Linked DNA regions of Homo sapiens: region 2 is linked to region 1. A link is a loop called in an ENCODE intact Hi-C map of the cell type or tissue named here. Cell type or tissue: CD4-positive, alpha-beta T cell. All regions are shown on one strand.

What was found. Hi-C counts contacts between places; a loop is a spot of excess contacts. Peaks named below come from ENCODE experiments on the same cell type or tissue, not always from the same donor. Only the 100,000 strongest peaks of a DNase experiment are listed, where the experiment ranks them.
Region 2: it touches region 1 in a loop (9-fold over the local background); 4 of 110 quality-filtered maps call a loop at or near these places.

The regions. Positions count from the first base shown.
Region 1 is chr2:2,710,485-2,715,484 of GRCh38, forward strand. The region is part of intron 3 of LOC105373390 (a long non-coding RNA gene); the gene reads right to left. Among named protein-coding and RNA genes, the nearest start is that of MYT1L, 380 kb to the left of the region's middle. In CD4-positive, alpha-beta T cell, no CTCF peak of the experiment used is centred here; no DNase peak of the experiment used is centred here; H3K27me3 peaks cover 356 bases.
Region 2 is chr2:2,118,145-2,123,144 of GRCh38, forward strand. All of the region lies in intron 3 of MYT1L (myelin transcription factor 1 like), which reads right to left. Among named protein-coding and RNA genes, the nearest start is that of MYT1L-AS1, 200 kb to the right of the region's middle. RefSeq lists a silencer at 2,765-2,854. In CD4-positive, alpha-beta T cell, a CTCF peak has its summit at 2,821 (motif pointing right); a DNase peak (open chromatin) is centred at 2,847.

The DNA of each region.
Region 1 (5,000 bases):
ATTCAAATAGAATTTGGGAACAAGCAGAGGGCTGCTATTGGAAGATGATCCGTTCTGTCTTGTTAGTCAGTGAAGACAGTACTGGCAGGGACCAAAGAGGAGAGGAGTTGGGAAATAGTTTTTTCCTTCTGATGTGAATGCCGCTATCCTTGAGGCACCCCACCCATTTACCCACATAAGGAAGTTCAATCAGAGTAAAATTCCCCATCAGCAAATGGCCACTACCTCCTTGGGAGAGGGAAAGAGATGACAGTTCTTATCAAATAATTTTTTTTTTTTTGAGACAGAGTCTCGCTCTGTTGGCCAGGCTAGAGTGCAGTTGCACAGTCTCTCTCACTGCAACCTCTGCCTCCTGGGCTCAAGCAATTCTCCTGCCTCAGCCTCCCAAGTAGCTGGGATTACAGGGGTGTGCCACCACCCCTGGCTAATTTTTGTATTTTTAGTAGAGACGGGGTTTCACCATGTTGGCCAGTCTGGTCTTGAACTCCTGACCTCAGGTAATCCACCCTCCTGGGCCTCCCAAAATGCTGGGATTACAGGCGTGAGCCACCGTGCCCGGCCAGATAAGTTTTTAAAAGACCTTCCACGTGGTCTATTGGAATTTTTTGTTGGAACCTGCGTCACGGACATTGAGGAGTGGGCAGCCAACAACGTGTCCCACTCGAATGGAGCAGGGAAGACCCTGTCCTGTGGACGGAGCGTTCTGTACAGCTCAGGGACTTGTGATCTCCCTTGAGACAGAAAACAGAAGATTATGTTTTTAGCAAAAAAGGGGCTTGAATGTGATTGAGATCCCTGTCTCTAAACCATCCCTCTCTATGAGCTCTGGTCTGCCATCCTAGAATCAGGTATTTGTCTTTCTCATTGTACAAACATACAAACAGAACCACCAACACCCCCTGCAGCTAGAATCCTGTCATTTCTAGCAGCCATTCCATGTCTCTGTTTTCAGTTGGGCTTCTGAGCCCACCCCTACACACGTCACCCAAACGCCGTGAAAAAGCCACCTCTGATCCCACAAGTGTGAAACCCAGTAGACTCTGGGGACTTCCTGACACTCTGGACATTGTTGAATTCTCCCTCTATCTTTAGAAGTATGTATTTCCTTGTCTCCTATGCATAACAAACCAAATTAACCAAATACTATTCCCTGGACTTTTCAAGAGAATTCTATGATCCTTCATCCAATATCCTTCATCCAATTATCTTCCTCCTACATAAAAAGGAACTTATGTACTGGTGTGTATGTGTGTGGTGGGGGACAGGGTGGCAGGTTCCTCACACTAGAGGGTAACTGAGGAAGGGAAGTGTGGCCCAGGAGATGCAGGAAGGGAATTTTAGGGGTTTGAGGACTGAGATGCCTAAGATGGCCTCTGGAATCAGAAGGAATCAGGAATTTGGGAACGGAAATCCTAGGGAGTGTTTGATGGGTTATAAATGCATCCTGTTGCTCTGGAAGGCTCGGATACGGCCTCTGAGTAGTTTCAAATGACTTTATATGATTAGATAATTCTCTAGAGCTTGTCATCTCTTTGAGACTGGGATTTGTGGGTCTCCCAGCCGGCAGGGACTGTGCAGGGCATTGCTTTCTCCCGGGCCTCCTGCTCTGCTCCTTCTTCCTCTGTGCACACTCTGGGGGTCTCTGAGTGGCTCCTGCCCACAATGTGCCCCCTCTGCTCACTCTCTCCTCTCCTTGGCTTAGCCCCACCTCCACGCTGGCTGCCCCTGAGTCTCCATCACTCACCCAGACAATGCCTCCGGGCTCCGGCTCTGGAGGCTCCTGGGCTCCATGCTGTCAGCCCCCACAGCAGCTGAGCCTCATGCCCCCTGCTTCAGCCAGGTCGGAAGTTGCGTCCTCCTGTGGTCCCTGCCTCTCACACTGCCCGCACCTGGTCGGTCATCACTGCTAATGACTCCACTCTCCTTCCCCACACGTCCTCCAGCTGCTGTTCTGCCAACATCTCCCGCTACTGCAGCCGCTTGGGTTTCCACACATCTTTGTTTTCCTTTGGTAAAACCCAAGTGTATGACTGTTGTCCTGGCAGAACCATCAGCAGTGCCCTTTCTCAGGAACAAGGGCGTCCTAATTTGGAAGATGAAGTAAACAGAGATCCTAAAAATAATCTCTAATAAGCCTCTCTTCTTCCAGACCCCTTTCCTTTAAATTACCCTTCCCCATGCCTCTCCTGTGCTCTGTTCAAGTGGCAGCTAAACCCCTGCTGAAATTGTTCTTGGCCTCCCATGATGGAAGATCTTAGCTTCTAACCCCCTTCACCTTAGGAACAGCCACGGCCTTCTCTCCTCCTCCAGACCCATCTTCCTTCTTCCCACTTCACGTTTGACCTGGAAATACCAGATCGCTGGTGAAATCCTGTGTATGACACACTTCATCAACATTTCCCCTCTGTCCAGAGCACTGGTTCCTGGCTTCCGCCTGGGCTAAGCCCTGTTCTTTACGGGCTTAGTTCAAGCATTATCCCTTCTAGAAGGCCTTCCTAGAACACCGGACGGGCCCCTCTTCTCTACCTCCAAAGCACCTGTGCCTGGTGCCCAGTCCGTAGACAATACCTCCTGGCCATTCCCATGTCCAGCTGTCTCTCGCCACCTCACACACACGCCCGGTGCTCTGAGCTCTATTCCACCACCAAGACCCTTCCTTGCCCCATCTTCCAGGAGGATGCTAGCCTGTACCTCGATTAGTACTTATTTCATTTAAAATAAATATTTTCCAATAATAACATGAGTGTGAACTACATATTTTTTCATTTAAGAAATCACAAAAGTAGAAAGAAGAAAACAAATCACCCATCAACCTACCTTGCAAAAACTGCCATTGGCTTCTCATGAGAGAAGAGTGATAAACCCCATTGAAACTCAGAGATCATAAGACGTCCAGGCCATTTACAGAAGGGAAAATGGCCTAACCCAGTTGCATAGCTATTAAGGGTATCGCTGGTTTATAAGATGGAATGATTGATATTTATGGGATCACCAATGAATGGCTAAACAACAATTATCAATCTGCTTTTGGGTGGCAGAGCCCGGGCGCTGCCCTTGTGTTGGGTGGATACTTAGAGAACTGAGCTGGGATAGAGGAACAGGGAATGGGAGGGCCCTCGCCCAGAGAACCTTGCAGACACACAGCACAGACTGGTGTGGAGCAGAGACTTGGAGGATGATGAGAAAGGGGGGACCCGCATCTCTCCGTAGGGGAGGTGTCTCTGACACTCACCAACTGGGTGGAGACCAGAGGAAAGCTGGATCTGGAAGGACCCAGAAGCAAAAAGCAAGGTGACTTCCTGGGTGCTCTTACCCCAGGGACTCACCACCTATGCAGTGGGCTCCACAAACTAGTTATCAAGTCTGATTTCTAAAAGACCCACTCTGCACACGCACGTGCTACACACCCACGGCATCTGTGGCCAAATCAGGATCTAGAGCCAGGGAGACAGAGGCATCATTCAAAACAGATGCATAGTTAACTGGCCACCAGGTCTGTGGAGAATCTGGGAATCCTCAACACTCCATGCACAAATGGTTTCCAGTTTCCAGAAATAAACACAACTAACCCAGGATGCTCCAAAGGCTTTAATAACCAGAACATGGCAGAGTCAAGGAAGCCAACGGGAGATGTTGAAGCACGGAGACTCGCAGGAGCAGGGCTCCACTCTTCAGATCCGAAGGCAAAAGCAAGGCCTGTGCAGCTGGAGCCTTGGGGAGGCCCACCTGGTGGGAGCTGGAGTCATGGGGGCATCCGCCCAACCAGCAGGAGATGATGAAAAAATAGCAAGACCTCGCTTCTCCCATCCCCAGTCCTCCTGTGGTGTTGATCGTTGGCTGAACCCAACTGGGTGGCCGTGGAAGCCTGGGGAAAGGGTCTTGGGGAAGGGGTCCTGGGGAAGGTGTTCTGTCGAGTAGAGTAGCCCTTAGGCTGTCAAATCAGGGAAAACATGGGAAACCTGGGGATAGCAGTGTTGCGGCAGAACAGGAATGGCCAGCAGAGAATACGTCTTCAGATGGGATTTGCTGAAATTTCCTCGCACTGCCATCGGCATAAGAAGCTGTCCTGCAGCATTACTCCAAGCCCATTGCCCAACTTTGAAAACCACAGCGACCACAGATTTCCACTCTGGTGTGTTTGTTTATTGCACAATCCATCTGCTCATTGACCAAATATCAATGATGTGCCAGGGACTGTGCTTGGAATGATGCGAGGCATGGAGGTTGAATTCACACGATCCCTGTTCCCAAGGTGTTCATAATCTAATGAGAAAGTAATAGCTCTGATATGGTTTCATGAAATAACCACTACAATCTGAACATTAGCCTGAAGGAACTGAAGGAAACAAGGAATCATTAATTCAGGAGAAAGTATTTTATATCAGCCTTCGAAGATGAATAGCAGAATCAGATTTTCATTTGTGTTTGGAGTGGGACAGTCTTCCCCGGAAAGTGAGAACTAAATACCATCCTTACCCACACACACACACACACACACACACACACACACACACACAGAGAGAGAGAGAGAGAGAGAGAGAGTTCAGGTGTTAACCCCAGTCCAGGTAAGAATTTAAGATTTCTGTAAACCTCCGTATTATCATCACCACCGTCCCCACCCCTCTGTTAAGGCAGCCCCAGCAGTGGGAGCAGCCTCAGAGTGCAGTGGGTCTGGCTGCTGTGTCTGTACCTGTGACCCTCCCTCACCACAGATGCCCACCGAGGAGGGAGGGGTACAGATGCGCTGCGGGGACCTCTGTATGCAGCATGTCCCTGTCAGTCCCCGGCTTGTTGACCCAGAAAGCTGGGGCCTCTGGCAGAGGAACAGCCCCTCTCTCAGGGCATGGTCAGGCATTGGGGCCTAGGGGAGACTTTCCTTGTTGTGGCTGAGCTTTGGGAATCCTCTTTGTTCCACACTTCAGATGTTTCTAATGAAAGCTTTCCACAAGGGACTCCTGACATCCCTCCACGACCATCCTCCTCCTTCAGCATCTGCCCCT
Region 2 (5,000 bases), 590 kb before region 1:
AATAATTTTTGAACATCTATGTCAAACAAAGGCCAAGTGGAGAGTTAAGACAATAGGATGGAATCAAATGAAGGTGGGAAACTGACAGGCTCCTCCAGGCGGTGTGCTCCAAACCATCTTAGATATTTAATATGAAGAATTGCTTAAAATTTTTCAAGCATAAGTTGAAGTATATTAATCAATAAAACAACTGAGATAATCCTATTCTACTTGAAGTCCTAATTGAAGATAACTTAAGCAAAATAATTGGTGCATAAACACTGATATTAATGATTTCTCCAATAATATTATGTGGCTATAACTAAGGTTGAGATATCAAAATCAGTGATTCCAGAAATTCCCAGAGAAACTCTACTCAGATATCCCATAGCCATAAAATCAATTACAAGGATGCCTGTTACAAACATAGAAGGGTTATAAATGTGGTTATGCCTTGTGCTTGTCAAAATATTTGAAAATTCCTCAAATTTTAAAATCGACAACAAAACAAATTCTGTTAAGGATAGTGCCTTGGATACTACCAATCAATATTAAATAATTCCAGTCATTTTGCTTGGATTTTTTTTCAGTGAAACTTGAATTATTATGACAAAAGGAATTTTAAAAATCTAAATTTAACAATTATCCATCAAATACCACTTCCTCCCTCCCAGACTAAACTACCACAAGAAAACATCAAGTACATTCTACTTTCTCAACAATAGTTTTATCAAGGTTGGAACACTGACATTTTCATAATGAGAGGTAAATAGAATAAGGCGCCATCTCCTAGGAGAACAGTGACGGAATTAAGAGCTCTCTGTATAAATGACAGCGTGCGCCAGGGCGCATGGTTGCTTCCAGTTTTCCTGCCACCATATTCATTAGGTTAAATATTCAACCATGTGGTTAAGACAAACATTTGAAGATACAGAATATCTCTAGCTACTGGTTGGGTTTGCATTTACACTGAAACCTTACGCTACCTCTGAATCACAGCTTCACGCTAACAGGACATTTTCACGTACATTTTTCAAAGGTGTGAAAACATGTTTGACCTGGCCAAAAAAAATTAGAAAAATGGTGAGAGGACAACCTGTTAGGCAATTTGCTAGGAATAAATAACACTTGTAATAATATATTGCTTTAAAAATTACAGAGTGCTTTTACCTACATAAATAGGCACTTAAGAATTCATGCTTACAGTAAATAAATAGTAATCTATGAAAAATGTAGTCTAAGGTAAAAACTCATAAATATCTCATCTTATTTGGGAGTCATTACCCAAAAGTAATTAAGGGAAAATAAAATTCAGTTTTTGTGTAATGAATATATTAAAAATTTATCTCAATGCAGACTACTGAATTAAGTATTTGAATTCTAAAACAAGTTTTCAGAATTAAATGATCATATTTCCATTTTCCATTTTCCGTAAGAAAAAATTCATCTTAAAACCTGGAGTAGGAGAAGCATGCTGTGCATTTCAGGGTACATCCCTGAGTGCAGCTCAGCCCAGGTTTAACCTCAGTTCCTTACTTATTCTTCCCTTGCTAGTGACAAGAGTTAACATCATGATTCGCATTAATACAAGACACAATAATATTAATTTCATAGTGTTAGAAATACTCAAGTATACAAAACTGTATGTATGCATTCTCTTTCTAATTATAAATTATTTCAAATGTCCAAACTAACATACATTACCTTTTAAACATACTAACTGTAAAGTGAAAGTATTTTTTTTTAATCATAGCTATCTTACGTCACTTACAAGGAAATTTGGTTTGCGGAAATATGACAGAGAAAAGAAATATGTATGTGTGCGAGTGAGGGTGTGTGCCTGTTTAAGAGAATAAAGGAGACTTAGATGACTGAAAACACCTAACATTCACAAATGAGGGAAATGGAGATCAACCTTAGGAGATTTGCCCAGCTCGTTACAAAATCTGGGTTAGGATGCCGTTCTTTGCCCCCCATGGTAACAGAGTTTTAGTCTAGATCGCCGGCATGCCTCACTACAATATGATAGTGTTAATCGTCAAATTAGCTCAATCAGCTGAGTTTTCTATGAGGAATGGACACTGGTTCCTTTGCGTCTACATTCACAGCCCTGGGAGGGAGTGGTCGCTGCCCTTGCAAGCTCAGCTTAGGGTAAATCACAAGCCAGCCATGTACACCTTAAAGCTGGGGATGAACGTCATCTGCCTGGGCCTCTGTTTTCTCATAAGTCACGTGCTGCTTGTAAAATGCATAATGTGATGACTATAACTTAACCTGTTTCAAAAATAGTACTTACCTCTCTGCTTGTCTCTTCTTTCCACTACATTAAGCTTCCTATTAAGGCCTTTTTTATTTATTTTTATTTTTAAAAATCATTGTAAAGTCAGTACAGGGCTTGTTCTCCATCTCACTCTTTTAAACCTAAATTATTGTGCCCTGAAGGCCGGCTCTGTACGCTGGTACACTGTGAGGGATGGATGTGAAGCTAAGGGGAGTCATGCTCTTACAAAAATCAAGCTGTTGGTGAAACTCAAACAAGAGAAGCTAAAAATTTATAATTAAGGTAACTCTTAAGGTATTACTTGTTCCTATAAAGCAGTTTGTAAATTACGAAAGATGATCCCATGCTCCCCACTCCGCACTGTGGATACGAATGTGCGCATTGCACACACGTGTGTGTGTATTATCCTCATCTCTGAACCGTGCAATACCTCGCTCATAGCGACCACCGAAGATTCCTACCAGCTGTCCCCATTGAGTGCGCACTGTGTGGTGGGTGTTTTAATCTCAGGAATCCTGCAGACTCCCCCGAAGTCCATTTCCAGTGAACCTGTGTGTTAGACCCACGGCCACCAGGTGGCGATGGCGGTCACCGGGAGGCCGGCGCGGAGGAACCAGCGCCCACAGACCCTTGCTCGGCGGAAGTCAAGGAGGTGCCCCCCAGCCCGTGGATCGAACTGCCGGATTTTCATTTTATAGTGCAACTCTTTTAAACATGATTCCATGTTAAAAATAATTGTGCTTGTAAGTCTTTTAAACTCGCTCTCCTTCAATCATATTGGCGAGGAAAACATTTTCTAATTTGCAGCCCAGGCTGGAGTGCAACGGCGCGGTCTCGGCTCACTGCAAACTCCACCTCCCGGGTCCGGGTTCAAGCAATTCTCCTGCCTCAGCCTCCCGAGTAGCTGGGATTACAGGTGTCCACCATCATGCCCAGCTAACTTTGTATTTTTAGTAGAGACGGGGTTTCACTATGTTGGCCAGGCTGGTCTTGGACTCCTGACATCGTGATCCGCCCGCCTAGGCCACCCAAGGTGCTGGGATTACAGGCATGAGCCACCGCCCTCAACCTCTTTCTTTGTTGCTTTTTGTTTTTTGAGATGGAGTTTGTTTCGCTCTGTCACCCAGGCTGGAGTGCAGTGGCGTGATCTTGGCTCACTGCAACCTCCGCCTTCCGGGTTCAAGCAATTCTCCCGCCTCAGCCTCCTGAGTAGCTGGGATTACAGGTGCGCACCACCATACCCAGCTAATTTTTGTATTTTTGGTAGAGACGGGGTTTCACCTTGTTGGTCAGGCTGGTTTCGAACTGCTGACCTCGTGATCCGCCCACCTCGGCCTCCCAAAGTGCTAGGATTACAGGTGTGAGCCACCGCGTTTTTTCAAGCTTTCAGGAATTCTCTATTATGAATGCAGTCTTCGTCCTCCCACTTTGCTACTGGAGCCCAGGAGGGGGCTGCGGTCGCCTGTGATCTCAGTCCCTTCTTGCTCTATCAATGATTGTTTCTGCCACATGAGACCACCCGGGAAGGAAAGGGTTGCTTGGCTGATGCCGGCCCCGATGGCAGGGAAGCACTGCTGCTCCCCGCACCCCTGACCAGGGAAGGTGAGGTCTTCCTACGCTCTTGTTAAACTGTGCGTCTGTCAGCAGGGCGGCACCGTCATCTGGCGATGATGTGCACGTGGACCTGATTATGGCACTGGTGAGATCCCACACTATCCAATGTGACTAGCAATGCCGTGCAGTCAACTGCCTGTATCTCCCACTCACTTTAAGAGTGTGGGCACCGGCTCCAGACTGTCTGGCTTGGAGTCTGAGTGCTACTTCTTCCTGTATGTGCCATCTTGGACGATGTATTTGACCTTTCTGTACCTCGGTTTACTCATCTGTCATGGGAACACTGCAGCCCCTCTCTCCTGGGGACTCTCATGGGGACTCTGCAGGTGGAATGCACTGATGGATACGAGGTGCTCAGAGCAGTGGCTGGAACACGGAAGCACCCAGGGCATCAGAGCCACCATCATCACAGAATGTCTGCCTGTGTCTGGCATTAGACTACACGAAGGGGTAGGAAAAAGCCCACCTTCCTCCCTGTAATGGCCGGCGTAGGCACATAACACATGTGTAACACGCTATCATATACAAAGTAATTCATGTACAGGGTCCAAGTTCTTAAAGAACTCAAGTCCTCCAAACAAAATAGACGATTTAAAGCTAACAGCCATTACTTGGACATTGTTGTATAGTCTTGGGCCATGGGCAAAATTTACCAATGTGTAAGAGTTTAAAGTTGTTCCTCTTCGCTTCTCTGTCACAGAGAACGCTGGGTTGGCCATACAACTTACTGTCCTTCCGCATCAGTGGAGGGTTCTGTCTCTGCCAGGCTGGTTCCTGGTGTTTTGTACAGAATTGTGGAACTGGGAGGGAGGATAGGAATGTGTGTGTGTGTGTGTGTGTGTGTGTGTGTGTGTGAGAGAGAGAGAGAGAGAGACCAATGAGTAGAAGACAGAACTGGATCCACACAGGGATTTCTATGGGGAGGCGCAGACAGGGACAGTAGGAGAGAGAGCTTGGGGGCAGTCACACAGGGTGAGGGAATGAATGCAAACTGAGAGAAGCCAGGAGATTGAGGGGTTTTCAGGGCACGCTGGCTCGCCTGACCTTGTGTTTCCTCCCCAACATTCTGGCACAGTGGGGGATCATCTGACCCATTTCTTTGGGCACAGCATCACTGCCGGATGAA